Regions from separate parts of the Homo sapiens genome. Here region 2 is linked to region 1. A link is a contact called in ENCODE Hi-C or POLR2A ChIA-PET data. All regions are on one chromosome and are shown on one strand. Each heading gives the region's core, a stretch centred on a gene start or an enhancer-like site at or near the end of the contact. The rest is flanking DNA. Distances are from core to core; before and after follow the strand shown.

Region 1 (5,064 bases), core at 950-3,449:
TGAAGGGTCCTAGAGCTTTGTTCTTGGCCCACTTCTTTTTAGCTACACATATTCCTAGGTCATCCAACCAAGCCCCAAGTCTATAAATGGCCATGACTCCAGTTTATTCAAATGTCTACTACTTGGCAGTCATGGATGTCTAAAAGGCATCTCAAACTTAGCATGACCAAACCATAGCTCTTGATTTCCCTACCCCCAGCCTGCTCCTCCCCAAAATGTTTCACATCTTAGAAGTGCCAGGACTATCCACTCAGTTCCCCAAGTCAAAAATCTAGAAGTTATTCTCGAATCCTCTCTCCCTAACCAACTCAACATCTAACCCATTAGCAAGTTCCACAGACTTTACTCCAAAATATTTAAACTCTAATTATTTCGGTCTCCACCACTATCAGCCACAACGAAGCCACTTGCTGGCATGCACTTCTGGAACAGCATCCAATTGGTGGACTTGATTAACTTTTGCCACATAACCACCCCCAAAACTTTGTGACTTAAAACATTATTTCTCACATTCTGTGGGTTGGCTGGTCAGTTCGTCCGATCCATGTGGTTGTGGCCAGGGAAGGATAGTCCGGGAGAGCTTCACATGTTCGCAGTTGGTTGGTTGTCAGCTGGATGTGGGCCGTGACTTGACCACGTGTCCCTCATCATCCATCAGGCTAGCCCACACTCATTCCTAAAATGGTGGTCACAGGACTCCCAAGTTCAGCAAGAGGGCAAGCCCCAACTCACAAGTGTTTTTTAAGCCTCTGCTTGCACGATGTTAATGTCCCACGTCCACAGCAAGTCACAGTCCAGTGCAGTCAGTGGGGGTAGACACCACCAAAGAGTATAATTTGGGAGACTGGAAATAATTTGTGGCTATTTTCACAATCTGCCACACTCATCTCCCTATTTCCACCTCCTTTGCCTCTCTGAAATCCATTTTCCACACAGCAACCCAAGTAATCATTTTTAAACACACGCACACTCATTTCACTCCCTGGTCCAAACTTATGGCTTCGTTTAAAATACAACCCCTGTTATGAATTTTAAAATCCTTCCGGGATCTGGCCTCTGCCTACCTGCCCAGCTCATCTAGTACCGTCGACTCCTTGCCTACTGTGTCCCAGCAAGAGTGATCTTTTGTTTCCTTGAATACAGAAAACTCCTTCATGCTTCAGATCTTTGCATTTGTTCCCTTTGACTGAAATACTCCTCCCCCTCATATCTGCGGGGCTGGCTTTGTCATTCACATTTCAGCTTAAAACTCATTACAGCGATCTTCCCCGTGCAGCCAATTTAAGAATGACTTCACCTTACTTAAATTTTCTGCAAAGCACATACCAGTGATATTTTGTATGTCCCTGTTCCTGTTTATCACGGCATTCCCGAGGGCCTACAACACTGCCTGGCACATAGGAAGCACATAACAAACATTTGTTGAATTAATGCAGAGCTGCATACTACGTCCCAGGATTGTGCTAAGCTACGGTTACTGTACCCTTCCCATCTCAGCAGGATAGTTTCACAAAATGTAAATTCCACATTGAGGATTAATTGGATGCACGTTACACCTCATCCCACACCAGTAACTCGTCTTCCTCTATTTCCCCACCACTCCCCTTGCCAAATAAAAGGTGAGGAAGCATTTGGAAAACTTAGGGTCATCACTCTGGTCTTTTGCCACATTTCGCTGGCTTCATCGAGCTCAACGCAACATGAACTACTAACAGCAGCAGCACCTGAGATGAGAGGGTGAATGAAGGTAGGAGATTTCACCGCCCGCGGGCGGCAAGGGATCTGCCGCAGCTCTAAAGCACTGCATGCTGGGAGTTGTAGTCTCCCGGGGAGGCCTGGTCTGGTAGGACCGGGGCCCCCGCGGCATGCAGGGAGTTGTAGTCGAAGGGCTGTTGAGACTCCGCCTCTGCACTTATAGTAGCAAGGGGGAATCCTCACTGCATGCTGGGAACTGTAGTCTTCCTGGGTCCCCGTTCCTCCAGGACGCGGAGGCGCCGGAGTTGCCGCCATTTTAGGTCCCGAGGTGCGCCGGCCGAGAACCAGAGCGCAGGCGGGCTCAGTCCTGGCGCCGGGCCGGCCCCGCCCCCGGGGCGCCTGGCGCCCGCCCCTTGCTCAAGCCCCGCCTTTCCCCACGTGTCTGCCGCCTAGGGGAGGTGCCTCATCCGGAGCGGGCCGCCAACGGTCCGGCCCCGTCCGCACAGACGCTCCTGTCGGCGGCGCCCGGGAGCGGCTCGGCTGCCCGATGCTTCCGCCCCGGCTGCCGCGGGCCGGGCTGTACGCTTAGTGCCCGGCTCAGGCCCCCTGAAGCGCCCGCGGGGGTGAGAGCGGCCTCCGGCCCCGCGGAGACGGAGCGGCTTGAGGACGAGGCGGCGGCCGCGGGGAGGAGGATGGGGGCTAACCAGTTAGTGGTGCTCAACGTGTACGACATGGTGAGTGCGGCCCCTGGCGGCCCCGAGCCCTGGCCCAGGCCGGCTTCCTCTCGCCCGTGGGGCTCGGACCCCGGCCCCAGGCGCTTCCTGCCTGGCGTCTCCGCCTCCAGCCTAGTTCTCGGGGGAAGCCGGGGGTGAAGGAGGGAGTATTGTTATTTTTTAATCCTCGCACTCGTCGACGCTCCGGTGAACCCAGTCAGCCCGAGGGTTTTGGCCAAAGCTCGGGTGGGCTTGAACCTCTCCCATCCGCTCAGCTTGGACCCGACCCCGGCTCTGGGCCCGACCCCTTGGCCGACGTGCAGTGTCCTTTCGGCAAAGCTTCCGTTGCGTTTCCAACCCCACTTGCCGGCCCCCGGGGCTGCCCCGGGACCCCCGTCCCGACCGCCTGCGCTCCCAGCTCCTCTGCTTCTGCCGAACTGTCCGTCTCTCTCCATGGCTACGTCTTCAGAAACTCCCAAGCCCCTCTAAGTCCAGAAGGTCACAGCTTTCGGGTGCCTGTGCTAGAATCTCTTCAAAGGTGAACAGGAGCCAACACACCCTTTCCTTGTGTGTTAAAGGCAACCTCGTTAAAATATGAATGAGGCTAACATTTCTCAAGAAAATAGCCCAGCTGAATTATTTAGAGATCCTGGTGGTGCTCCTTTCCTACACTCTGAAGACCACTTTCCAGGTGATGCAACAGGTGACGTGACCACGGGAGAGGGAAGGGAAGAAGTTGTTTATTGTATCATCTAACTTTGGAGTATGGCAAGCACGCAGAATCGAGTCCAAGAACTGGTTTGCCTGATTTTTGCAGTGAAATGCCCCCAGAAAAAAGCACCCGGTAGAGAATTGTCGTTGCAGTTAGATGCATGTTTGGGTGTGTTTGCTTGCTTTGTTCTGTAGAATGGGTTTTTGTTCTGTAGACTGGATTAGTACCTCTGACTGCAGTGCTTAAAATTCCTTGTAAGTTGACTGACAAATGAAAAATTGCCCGTCGTTATTTTTGTTGGCTTAAAGATGCAGGAGAGCAGAAATACTACAGGCCAAGAGTCTTATACAGTTCTAAACTTTGTATTCCCTTGTATTATTTATAAGTTTCTAAATTTACAGTGTTATTATATCTTGGGTAGAGTGGGATTTCTCATGCCATATCTGGGAATTGTGTCAGAAGGGTGTAGGAACTGCCTGCCACTTGAGATGAGTCCTCTGTTGAATTCTGATGTGAGCCTGGAGATGAAAGGAGATGAGTTAACATGCTGAGAAAAGTGGAACAGGACAGAAAAAGTTGAAGAGGAGAATAAGCCAAACAAAAGATCCTAGAAAACCATGGCACTTTGTAAGTTCTGTGGCCTGTGTCACTGGTTGAGAAATAATTCTCTGGATTTAAACTTTTTGTGTTCAGCTGAACACCTTTATCTTTCAAGACTCTTAACTGCCCTTTTACTTTCTCTGTGCACATCCCCCTAATCTGAATTTGGTTTGTTTTTTATTCATGAGGGCTATTACTGTCTTTCAGAATATATTCTGCTCTTGAGATCACAGTGTGCCTTTTCTCCTAGATTATTAAACAAACCCGTATTTAAATTAGGAGTATACAGTGGCCAGAAGCCATGGTTTCAGAGCCTAAAAGAATTTGTGAGAATAGAGGAAGAGAGTTTTACCTTTTATATGAAAACGAAAATGCATGTTTTGGCATATAGTGGGCTTCTTTACACTTGAGGCATTCTGTGATACAGGAAAATCTGCAAATTGTGGTCGATTGGGAAAAGCTAGAGATGGTATTCAGTATTTTCGAAGGGAGGACTGTTCTGAACGATGTTAAAATATTGACTAATGAGCGAGATCTTATTCTTCACATCAAGTTTGTAAAATAGGTAGTTAGAGAAGCAGCAGACAGGGGAGAGAGTAAGTGATCTGCCTAAACAACTAAAAATACAATCTAGAATTTGTAGACCAAAATCTGATTCACTATCTTCTCTACTAATTCCTGCACTTATGTCTTTATATTGCTTTTGCCTGTGAACAGGAGATGAAGCATATGAATGTTTATCGGAATGATAAATAGTTGAATTATTAGACTTTTAATAAACTTGGTCTTATATGTTCTTTTGAGGGCTTTGAGTGTTTTATGTCACTAATTCAGCAACCTACCATTACTTATTATTTTTGACCTGGTAGAAGCCACAAGGATGAGTTAACTGTCCTTTCTTCTTTAAGGAATTTAGAGTATTGTAGAGGAGATACACAACAGTGGCAACAATTCAAGACAGAATAGCATGGTTTTGATAAGAGCAGACAAGGATGCAAAGGAGGAGACTATGTAGTTGTAGGATCAGGGAATGCTGAAAAATCAAAGGTATGAAACTTGAAGAATGGGTAGCATCCACAAGGACAGAGAACAATTGACGTGAACAAAATGGCAGGAATAGGGAAAGCGCAGGTGGGATTTGGGAACTATCAGCTGGTCCAGTATAACTAGAGTAGAGCATAAATGAAAGGAGACAAAACTGAAAGTTTGATTAGAACTTCTTTAGTCAGATGTGTTGTGGGCTTGGGTGAAGGGCTGAGGGGGCTCCTTGAGCCAGCAGAACCATTTAAGGTTTTCATGGAGGGGAACAGTGTGATCAGTTGTTTAGATTGAGATACAAATTTT
Region 2 (5,227 bases), core at 2,404-4,903, 1.9 Mb after region 1:
CCTCCATCAAATTAAAAATGCATGCAACGGCAGAAGGACAATATAAGTGATTTCAGGCCGGGGACAGCGGCTCACGCCTGTAATCCCAGCACTTAAGGAGGCTGAGGCGGGTAGATCACCTGAGGTCAGGAGTTTGAGACCAGCCTGACTAACATGGTGAAACCCCATCTCTACTAAAAATACAAAAATTAGCCAGGCGTGGTCTGTAATCCAAGCTATTAAGGAGGCTGAGGCAGGAGAATCGCTTGCACCTGGGAGGCGGAGGTTGTGGTGAGCCAAGATCACACCATTGCACTCCAGCCTGGGCAACAAGAGCAAAACTCCATCTTAAAAAAAAAAAAAAAAAAAAAAAAGTGATTTCAGGTTATAATTTCATTGCCATTTACTCTTTCTACAACTTACATACTTCATTTTCTTTTCCAGGCACAACACGGAAAAACCAGAAGCCATTCCTTAATGAGAGGAAAAAGGTAAGATAAGCCATGAAGCAGGTTCACCTTTCTCCATTAACAAAAACAAGTATACAGAACTAAAGCTACTAATCAAAACAGCTCTAGAGCAAAGGAAATCATGTAAAACTTGGTAACCATTGTTTCTGGAGCCTAAGGAAGTAGAGATGTGCATCCCTTAAGGACATCATGAGGTGATTTCATTGTTGTAGGAACATCATGGTGTATCCTCACACAAACCCAGACTGTACATACAGCCTGCTACACACCTAGGCTAGCAGGTATTGTCTGTACTGCCTACTGCTCTGAGGCTATAAACCTGCACCGCGTGTTACTGTACTGAATACTGTAGGTAACTGTAAAACAATGGTAAGTATTTGTGTATCTAAATGTACCTAAACACAGAAAAAGTACAGTTAAAAAATGATATAATCATACAGGGCCACTGTCATGTATCTGGTCTTTCGCTGACCAAAATGTCGTTATGCAGTGCATGACTGTAATTATCATCAATATCTGTTTTTTTAATTCTATTTTGATTTTTCCTTTCCCATGTAACTGTTAATTGCTACAAACTAACATTTTCATTCCATACTTAATTCAGATGGAAGGCAGCAGAAGGACAGGGGCAGTTAGGAGGAAAATTCTGCCAGACATTCATACTAAAACTAAGGGCTTACTATGTGTTAGACACTGGGGCTACAAAAACTGAAAGATGCACTATTCTTAAAGACTTCACAATGGACAGTGAATAAAGAGAAACAAATTTTACTTACAAGATGACAAGTAATACAGAAACTTATCCCTCAAGGACAGGCATTCAACAGTGGCAGAAAACTGCATCAAACAATGCGCTAACATTTCCCTAACACTATTTTCAGGTTGCAGTGATTCCCAACCAGGCTCTTTGGAACACTATAACCACTAAAATGGGAGTGTTCAAACAGAGCAACTACTACCACAACACAAGTGAACTGTGTATCCTGGCAATCCAAAGTAAGTGCAAATATTTTGTGTCTGTGTAAAATACTAGTAAGTATTTGTCAGTCATTATGAAGAATCTGTTTAGCTTGTTTTGTTTAGATGCTTAGCATTTACTTATATCCCTTTTTCTATGTTTATGTTTGCTGATTTCCCCACTGGATAACTATCGGTGGGAAGTAGAGTGAGCCTGCCTTCTATCTTAAAAGCCAAAAAGGCTAAATACCGTCTCAACCTCCCTCGCGCTAGGGGTGCAGGCAGTGACCTAAGTTTAGCCAATCCAAGACACTCACTGAGGACTTTGAATAAAAGCCAGTATCACAAAGAAGAATGGTTGAGAGAATCACTCTCCAGCAACAGTGAGTTTCCCAAGGAGCAGCAGCAGCAGCAGCACCAGGGTCCAGTGTCTATGGTGTTCGTGGTACCTACTGCAGAATCCAATATTATCAGGCGACAGAAGTGATATACACCCCAGATCCCAGCCCCAGCTACTTTTGCAGTGCAATCCTAACTTGGTTCAGCCGATGCCCAGTCAAGTCTTGGCAGACTTTAAAGCAACACTGAGAACTCCCCCAAAACTCTTTCATTAAATTCCTTTTTTGCTTAAATCCCCAGTTACTGCAAACAGGAAAAATGAATGAGACTAATGAAATAGTATGGTAAATCAACAAGCATCCCACCCACAAAGGGTTTGTGTAGCTTATTTTGGAAATGCACAATTCCGTGTGTCACAAGACTCAACTTCAGCTCTAATGATTCAATTGCCAATTTGTCACCATTTATTCATTCCAAAACTTTTCTGTTCCAAGAACTATCTTGAAAGGAACGAATTGTTTTCAACCACACAGTTTACAAAAACTTCAAGATGCTGCTCTCTCCCGAACAGATGTTTTCGCTGTTATCATTACTTCAGAAAGCAACAGACAAAATTATTATTTGGTAGCTCTAAAATGCAAAGTCATATTCCTGAATTATGAATCAAATGAGAACAAAGTAAGAACAATGGTCAAATTACAGATACGAGTTTTGCACTTACCGTCCCACCTCCACCCACCTAAATCTCAGACTGGCAGGTCTGAAAAGCGGCCATGCACAAAATCATCGCACTCATCTCAAAATAGAACTCTTCTTCCTCGCACACAGAAGCTCAATAATATTTGTTGACTGAATGCAGTTCCTATTATTCATGTATGTTACACATTTCCATAAATTGCTTTCACATAGCACTTTACACCGGCACAGCGCGTCCAGGCTTCCAAAACACCTTCACGTGAATCCCTGCATCTAGAATGGTGGTTAAGAGTTAGACATGCCTGCACAGCCATTAAATGGCACAGCACACGGGGGACCCGTGTCTGATGCTCCCACAGCACATTAATTGCCCCTCTATTTCAGCCCTTCTGGTACACTGTAATTCTCTCTCTCACTTGATCAGCTCTTTGAGGAGGTCCCGTTCCTCTTCGTATCCCCAGGCCACACACAACCCAGACCACAGAGGTGCACCGTAGACATCAAGATTCTTCCACCTGCTGCAAGCCTGATGCTTTACCGGCGGGGCCTCTGCAGGGGAGCCTGATTTATACTCATCCCAGCTCCCACCCAGCCCCACGCCCGCCACGTGTGATTTCCACAGCCGCACCAAGGAAGACTGTCCAGCACACAGACTTTTCGTCTCCCAGCAAAATTATCCCCGGCACAACGCTTCCCCCTCAAGTCTGCCCAATGGCTTTCCCATTTCCACCGCAGCCCAGGTTGGGGGGCAGTGGCTGAGCCTGGGCCCCCTCCCAGCCCCGCTGCGGCAACCTAGGGGGGTGTCCGGGCGGGGCCTGTCAGCAGCGACCCGCCCCCGGGCACACGCGCGTCAGGGGCAGCACCGCCAAGCTGCCTGTGCAGCCCCATCCAGCAGGAGTCCCGCGGCTGCCGGCCGCCCGACGCCCCCCCCTCCCCAGCACCCCACACAGCTCGCGACTCAGGTAGGCGAGGGCGCTCCTTACGCACCCGAGAAGGCAGCGGTCGCAGACGACGCCACGACTCCCCTTGCACACCGTGTACGCCAAGGGATCCGAGCGGAAGAGTAGCTCTCCGGGGCGCAGCGGGGTCACGGCGCGCAGCCCGTTTCCCCTCTTGGCGGTTGCGAACTTTTCCACCTTCAGCGGCTCCATCCTCCCGCAGCTCCGGCACCTCAGACGGCTACCCGCGTCCAGCAGCGGGCGTCTCACGGGCTGCCGGGACCCGCGCGCCTGCGCCCTGCGCGCACACGTACGCCCGAGGGGCGGGGCGGGCGCGGTGGGGCAAGAGCATGCGCAGATGGAGTCTGGAGGGACGGCTGGAGTGGAGTGTGTGGGACCTGAAGGTGGTCGTAAGGCTCCGCGTGCGGCTCGTGCCCATGGCGACTGCGCAGAAGACAGGCGGGGTTTTTTTTCTCCCTCTAACATTGTATTACGATCATTTTAACGCATACGGAACAGTTGAAAACAGTGCAGTGAACACCTATATACCTCCGCCTAAATCAGACAACCTAGCACTTTGCCATTTCTGCTCGTCACTCTCTCCCCACCTGTAGCTATGTATACACGTATTGTCGTTAAACTATTTCAAAGTTGCAGGCATCATGACATCACAACTAGTACTTTGCACTGTAACTTTTTTTTGTTTTAGGACGGAGTCTTGCTCTGTCGCCCAGGCTGGAGTGCAGTGGCGAGATCTCGGCTCACTGCAACCTCTGACCTCCGGGTTCAAGCGATTCTCCTGCCTCAGCCTCCATAGTAGCTGGGACTACAGGCATGTGCAATCCTCCCGCCTGGGCCTCCTGACTAGATGGGACTATAGGCTCACGCCACCATGCCTGGCTAATGCTTTTTACTTTCCTCCAGAGACAGTCTACCTATGTCGCCCAGGCTAGTCGCAAACTCCTGGCCTCAAGTGAACCTGAACCTCCTGCCTCGACCTCTCGAATTGCTGGAATTACAGGTGTGAGCCACCACACCCAGCTTAATTTTCTTTTTTGTTTTTGGGGTTTGTTTTGTTTTGTTTTGTTTTTTGAGACGGAGTCTCATTCTCGCCCAGGCTGGAATGCAGTGGTACGATATTGGCTCACTGCAACCTCTGCCTCCCGGGTTCAAGCGATTCTCCTGCCTCAGCCTCTTGAGTAGCTGGGACTACAGGCGCCTGCCACCACGCCCGGCTAATTTTTGTATTTTTAGTAGAGACGAGGTTTCACCGTGTTAGCCAGGATGGTCTCGATCTAACCTTGTGATCCGCCCGCCTCGGCCTCTCAAAGTGCTGGGATTACAGGCGTGAGCCACCGCGCCCAGCCCACCCGGCCTAAATTTCTTAGTTTGGACAAACGTGCCATGGTAATGCAAAATGTCATTATTAAGGGCAGCTGGATGGAAGGTGTAGGAGTACACTATAGTGCCTTTCAATTTTTCTGTGTATCTAAAGTCATTTCAAAAGTAAACATTTATTTTAAAACATGAAGGTGGTTATGCTTCCATGAGTGTAAAGTACAAAAGGCAGGCTCGTGGTGCTGTCAGAAGTCAGAACACTGGTTTCAGGGCTGGGGGTGTTGGGAGGGGCTGGGCATGGTTGGCTTTGTGATCTGGGGGCTGGTGTGTTCCATCTGTGAATATCTTTTAAGCTGTGCACTTACCAGGGATGTAAGTCATATCTTAATAAATTTTCATAAGTTTGACAAAAAATAAAATGAGGATGGGAAGCTTGTTTGGGTTGTGGGGCCTCGGGTGCTTATCCAGCCATGAGCTGTGTCCCAGATGCTTCTAGAAGCCTGGAGGGAG

What was found. A loop is a pair of places that touch in the nucleus more often than their neighbours do. ChIA-PET counts read pairs that join two places held with the same protein, here RNA polymerase II (POLR2A). Pooled maps may share reads with other maps.
Region 2: a loop to region 1 is called in a map of CD8-positive, alpha-beta T cell, with 3 times the contacts of the local background. The contact joins the promoter of SMYD3 here to the promoter of DESI2 in region 1. A Hi-C loop is called at or near these places in 2 of 168 maps with a recorded cell type or tissue (CD8-positive, alpha-beta T cell and naive thymus-derived CD4-positive, alpha-beta T cell) and 8 of 50 pooled maps. POLR2A ChIA-PET finds 5 or more read pairs at or near these places in 1 of 52 experiments (IMR-90).

Annotation. Positions count from the first base shown.
Region 1 is chr1:244,650,927-244,655,990 of GRCh38, forward strand. DESI2 (desumoylating isopeptidase 2) reads left to right here and starts at 2,200. Exons shown (of 5, transcript NM_016076.5): 1 at 2,200-2,429. The coding sequence starts at 2,388. RefSeq lists enhancers at 871-1,444, 1,704-1,863 and a silencer at 1,944-2,713.
Region 2 is chr1:246,503,626-246,508,852 of GRCh38, forward strand. SMYD3 (SET and MYND domain containing 3) reads right to left here and starts at 3,654. Exons shown (of 12, transcript NM_001167740.2): 1 at 3,429-3,654. The coding sequence starts at 3,592. RefSeq lists enhancers at 2,605-3,105, 3,106-3,606 and silencers at 3,292-3,341, 3,612-3,791, 4,281-4,513.